Linked DNA regions of Homo sapiens: region 1 is linked to region 2. A link is a loop called in an ENCODE intact Hi-C map of the cell type or tissue named here. Cell type or tissue: PC-3. All regions are shown on one strand. Links, peaks and the distances in the headings refer to the core of each region. The heading gives the core; the rest is flanking DNA. Region 1 has its middle 3.1 kb from the start of TIAM1. Region 2 overlaps TIAM1 (TIAM Rac1 associated GEF 1).

Region 1 (2,810 bases), core at 153-2,652, 150 kb before region 2:
TGTTTGCAGTGTTTTCAAACATGTCCGTATTCCCAAGCAGACCCTCAGATTACCTAGCATGGGAGTGTGTGGGATGGATCCATATTTAGACCTTTCATCAGTTTCAAATATAAAAAATTGATTTTGGCAATCCGTTGGTAGTCAACCACAAAATGTAGTTATGAAAAACCTTCTGCATTTCCATAGCAGTCCAAATATGGATTCCATTAACAGGATGCATATTTGGAACTGCAGTTATGCTGGGAAATCGTGTTTGGATTCAGGTAATTTGACGGTGTTGACACCCCTGTTGCGTATCACCTAACACGAGGAGGAGGAGGAGACTCTTCCCTGGCCTTGCTGCTGATAACATTGTTGCTAGGTGACATAGGTGAGGACGCGTTGGTGCCAGCACTTCTTACCTTGTTTTTGTTCTATGAAGGCTTGAAAAGGTGGAGGTAAGCTCCATTGTGGCTGATGGCTTCAAATTCGCAGATCTTGAAGACACCTTGATTCCTGACCAAGTTGGTTCTGGAGACCCCTGAAGAGCAATCCAGAAAATGCTTGCTTTTGGAAGTCATCTCTGTCACTGAGAATGCAATTTGAAAGGAATTTTAAAGCCCAGCTATTGTAGATCTAATATATAGAGAGAGAGAGTGAGCAAGCTAAACACTTGAGTTAAAATTTTTGGAGAGAATATGCTTAAATAAACTCTCCATACGTTTTCATTTCTGAGTGTAAATCCACTTGACAAAGGGAAAAAGAAGTTTAACCCTTTGTGACCTTTTCTCCACATGCCACATATTGTTTTCCAACATGAATTTATTTTTTATGTAGTCCTCTTCTGTCTGTTTAGCCAGCTCTTGTGCAAATATCCACTAACAATTCACATACCTCCTAAGGGTGTCAGGGTTTGCAGTTTCTCTGAACGTTCGTGCATAAAGTTGTCAGGGTTTGCAGTTTCTCTGAACGTTCGTGCATAAGGGTGTCAGGGTTTGCAGTTTCTCTGAACGTCCGTGCATGCATCTTTTCTTTTGCGGTGATGTGTGTTATTTTTGTATCATTTAGCGTCATTCCCAGGTTCATCCCGATCTTGAGAAATTAACAACAAAAGTCAGCTGTGCTCCCTCTACTGGTTGCATTTCTTTGGAGCAGAAATACTGTACATTTGTGTATAAGTTCATTGCTGCTGATGGGGCTCGGACCTGCGTTCACATTTTCTTTTCCGAAATTCGCATGACTTAAAAAGCAAAACGAGTGGCTTTCAGAACTGCAGGTTAAGAAACTGGTACCTTTAGAGGGATAGGCGTCTTCCTTACTGCCCACTTGTCTACTAGTGTTGTGGGGGAATCTTCCTGGGCAGGAGGACACAGCCCTTCTGCTATAGCAGTAAATTCTTGGATGCTAAGTCCTGCTTCCCTCCGAGGCCCAAGGCCAATGCCTGGGGCCTCTCCAGTTCTGATATTGCTGTATTTTCATCACTATCAGGTAAGCCGTTCTGTTCAGATCTGTGAAAACCTGCCCGCCACTGTATGGAGCCAGCAGGGTTTATGTAACGTGTTCACATGTTGCTCAGACTCTTGATCTCAAGTTATTCTTCTCTAGAAGCATCTACAGGGGACCCTTTATTTTTAGGCCTGAGAGATAGGGAAGAAGGTGGGGACTATTTGGTTTAATCCAACATGTATGTATTGCGTCCCCACCATATATGTGGCTTTAAGAAAATTCAAGATGAGCAAACCTACTGTTCCCCCACGTCCCCTTTAGAGAAACACTAAGTAACAACAAAAAGCTCTTCTCCCCCTCCATGCAAAATTAAATAATAATATCAGAAAGAAGGTGAAAAAAAAGTATATGCCCCCCACCCACCCAGAGCTAAAAGAAACCTTCTTAGGTAATCATGAGACCAGAAAACCTGTAGGCAAGATGTGCTCCCCGTGTAAGCCCACTGCTCTGATGCTCTGACCACTGACTTCATGGTGCTTGCCTTCCTCTTCCCACGAGTGATTTGTAACATTCTTTTCTATATGCTGTAATGAGATGAAGCGCCTTCCTGTTGTGTGTGGAGTAGTTCCAGCGGAGACTCATAATTGTCAATGGAGAAATGACTGATGGGCCTCGATGGGGCTGCTTTGTCTCAGTATCTGTCACATCTCTCGCTGCACACCATGTCGGCTTCCCCGAAGTACGCGATCTCTGATTCTCAAGACAGTCCCGCCTGGCTTTACATCATCCTTCTCCCATCCCCTTCATGATTGTTTTCATCCAGATTCAGCGTAAGTCAGTAGCTTGGTGAGTGCATGGATGCCAAGGCTGCACCCAAAACCACGGGATGCTTTCCTGCCTCTGATCTCAGTGTCTGCTTTCTTCTGAGCCCATATGTATGGTTCTCAGCGATTGAATGCTGCACAGTGGAAAAGGAGAAGTGTTGTTTCATGTTTTTCTAAGTCCCTGGAGAGTCTCTTCAAATTGATGATGCTATATGGAATAGATGGAATACATTAATTAAATGACAGGTGATAGTGAAACTTCTAAATCAGGGTTTCTCAGCAGCAGCAGCACTATTGGCATTTGTGGCTGGATAATTCTTTGTCGTGGGGGCCTGTTATATGCATGATAGGATGTAGAGCAGCATCTCTGGACTCTACCTACTAGATATCAGTAGCAACCCCCAGCTGTGACAACCAAAAATGCCTCCAGATATTGCCAAATGTTCCCCGGAGGCAAATTCACCTCCAACTAAGGACCATTGCTGTATCCAAACATTCTTCTCTTTCTTCATTCTGTTTATTTATTTATTTTCAAGACAGAGTCTCACTCCGTCACCCAGG
Region 2 (2,810 bases), core at 114-2,613:
TAGAGTTGCCCACCACCACACCCAGCTATCATCTAGCAAATATTTATTTAGCATTTGTATGCCTGGCACTACTCTAGCTGTTCTAGGCACTGGGGATACACCAAAACAATTCTGCTTCTGGTGGAACCTGTATTCAAGTTTGCAGAAACAAGTAAAAATACATGTGAATGTGTAATATGTCAGGGAATGTTCAAAGCCTGGAGAGACAAGAAGTTGGGGCAAGTAGAGAGAGGGAGATGGCACATCTGCAGTGGGTCTTGTTGCTATTTTATTTTATTTATTTTTTGTGTGTTTTTTTTTTTTTTTAATGTGATGTTCGAACAGGGTGAGTGAGTGAAGAGAGGGAGTGGAATCATAGAGGTATTTTGCAGACAAGTGTTCTAGGCTGGCCAGGCATGGTGGCTCACGCCTGTAATCCCAGCACTTTGGGAGGCTGAGCAGGTGGATCCCCTGAGGTCAGGAGTTCGAGACCAGCTTGGCCAACATGCTGAAACTCCATCTCTACTAAAAATACAAAAATTAACCAGGCATGGTGGCACACGCCTATGGTTCCAGCTATTCAGGAAGCTGAGGCAGGAGAATTGCTTGAACCCGGGAGGCGGAGGTTACAGGGAGCCAATATCGTGCCACTGCACTCCAGCCTGGGTGGCAAAGCCAGATTCTGTCTCAAAAAAAAAAAAAAAATGTTCTAGGCTGAGAGAACAAAGCTGGCTAAGGCCTGGGCAGGGGGAGGGTGGCCATGGTGGAGGTGGCTTACCTGGTGTTTGAGGAGGATTGGCGGAGAGGGCACGAAAGAGGGGATGCAGGAGATGGTGGGGGGGAGGGAAAAAGGATAGGCCATGTAGAGCCTAAGTGCCATAGGAAACCCCAGAGAGAAAGGGCATTGTCGGCTTTGAAAGGCTCACTATGGCAGATGAGTGGGCCCATAGGGCATGAGAAGATGAGCAGCCAGGGCCCATAGAAGGCTGTAGAGAGTCATCGTCAGGCAAGAGCGTGACGGTGGCTCAGACCAAGCCACCCAAAGGAGACAGAGAAAGAAATGATCCTGATTTTGTGAGAACTCAAGAGCCCTAGGTAAGCAATTTTTTTCTTAAAATCTGGTGATCTTCTCATCCAGTTTTTGAAAACAGGGAAAGTTGCAACATTATTGATTTAATAAAAGAAAGGGAAGATGTGAGCTATTTCATCATTAAGTGCATTTATGTATAAAACTACTGAATTTCCAGATTTCTAGTTCCAGATATCGTGGTTGCATTGAAAATATATTTTAAAGTACAAACGCTTCTTGAGATATAGTTTTAGTTTTGTTCACTAAACCTGGCTTTAGTCCAACCAGCCTAAGGATGTTGTGGCCAGCGGGCCTGTCTTATGATACTGAGTTGTTGTCTGAGACCAGCAAAAGACACAGTGATATTCACACTAATTTCAAAGAAAACTAGGAAGTAGTATTATGAAAATATAGGAAAGATTATGCACAAAGCTCTAGTCCCACTAGATCCTGTGGAAATGATTAAAACAAACAGTTATATACTGCCACCTGGAGGAAGGGTTTGGCTCTTAAAGTTTTAAAAAATAAAAGTAAGGCTCCTGATAAGTTGAAGTGAACGTAGTTGATAACATTTCCTTGAGCATTTTGTGGTGTTAGGTTATACATTGTAAACCTTATTGAATTTAGTATTTAGAGTTTTGGTGGCTATTTTCTGAATGAAAAAGTAGTATAACTGATTTCTTCTCATTTGTAAATGTATCAGTATGAAACATTTCTAAAGTATAACACTGAAACCACATTCAGTCATGCCCTTGACACGTTGCATTTGGTGGAAATTGCATTAAATTGAGGTGTTTAAAAGGATCCAAGCTGTCCTGTCCACGTTCCTATCCCCCACACTCCTTGGCATTCTATTATAGCAAACGCTTTCTCAGGCTCCTGAGTCACAAGTATTATGCTGACCTTTCAAATGCCCCAAGCAAATAAAGAGAAGAAACTGGCCACTCTTTTCTACCTGCCTGAATAAAATCGTTTCTGGACGAATGGCTGTGTGGTCAGGGATACGGGCAAGTTTAGATAATCATCAAGACTTCTCTTTAGTGCTAACGGCCACGTTTTTTGTTATTGACCTTGGCTCAAAATTGGTTTTCATTTTAAGATAGAGTAATAATTTTAAAAATCTATATGAGCATTTGACACATCTATTTGTTTGTGAGTTTTTATTATAAATTTTGGATTTGAACCTTTGACTGACCTAAGAGGGTAGGTTCCCTTTGCGTTCATACCCTGTGTTCCAGTGAAGGCTGATCTGGGAGGCATCGTAGTGTAGTGGAAAGAATGCGGCTCTAGAGCCAGTGAGACCTGGGTTCATAATCCCAGCTGTGTATGAACTGGTCTTCTGAATTTAGGAAAGTACTTTCTCTTTAGGCTCTTGCCTTTATTTGTAAAATGGACATCACGCTTGTCTCATGGAGTTAGCGTGAGAGGCGTGACACATGGTCAGAACTCTGTAAGTTATTGTCTTGATGATAGATCTTGACATAAGAAAACGAAATATCCGGCTGGGCGCGGTGGCTCACGCCTGTAATCCCAGCACTTTGGGAGGCTGAGGCGGGCGGATCACGAGGTCAGGAGATCGAGACTATGGTGAAACCCTGTCTCTACTAAAAATACAAAAAAAAAAAAAAAGCCGGGCGCGGTGGCGGGCGCCTGTAGTCCCAGCTACTCGGTAGGCTGAGGCAGGACAATGGCGTGAACCTGGGAGGCGGAACTTGCAGTGAGCCGAGATCACACCGCTGCACTCCAGCCTGGGCGACAGAGC

Evidence for each region. Peaks named below come from ENCODE experiments on the same cell type or tissue, not always from the same donor. Only the 100,000 strongest peaks of a DNase experiment are listed, where the experiment ranks them.
Region 1: a loop joins it to region 2, with 4 times the contacts of the local background. A loop is called at or near these places in 17 of 110 quality-filtered maps.

What each region holds. Positions count from the first base shown.
Region 1 is chr21:31,345,923-31,348,732 of GRCh38, reverse strand. It overlaps a transcript of TIAM1 not described here. Among named protein-coding and RNA genes, the nearest start is that of TIAM1, 3.1 kb to the right of the region's middle. In PC-3, for the core only: a CTCF peak has its summit at 1,109 (motif pointing left); a DNase peak (open chromatin) is centred at 1,102; H3K4me3 peaks cover 778 bases.
Region 2 is chr21:31,197,407-31,200,216 of GRCh38, reverse strand. All of the region lies in intron 12 of TIAM1 (TIAM Rac1 associated GEF 1), which reads left to right. Among named protein-coding and RNA genes, the nearest start is that of TIAM1, 150 kb to the left of the region's middle. In PC-3, for the core only: a CTCF peak has its summit at 1,531 (motif pointing left); a DNase peak (open chromatin) is centred at 1,526.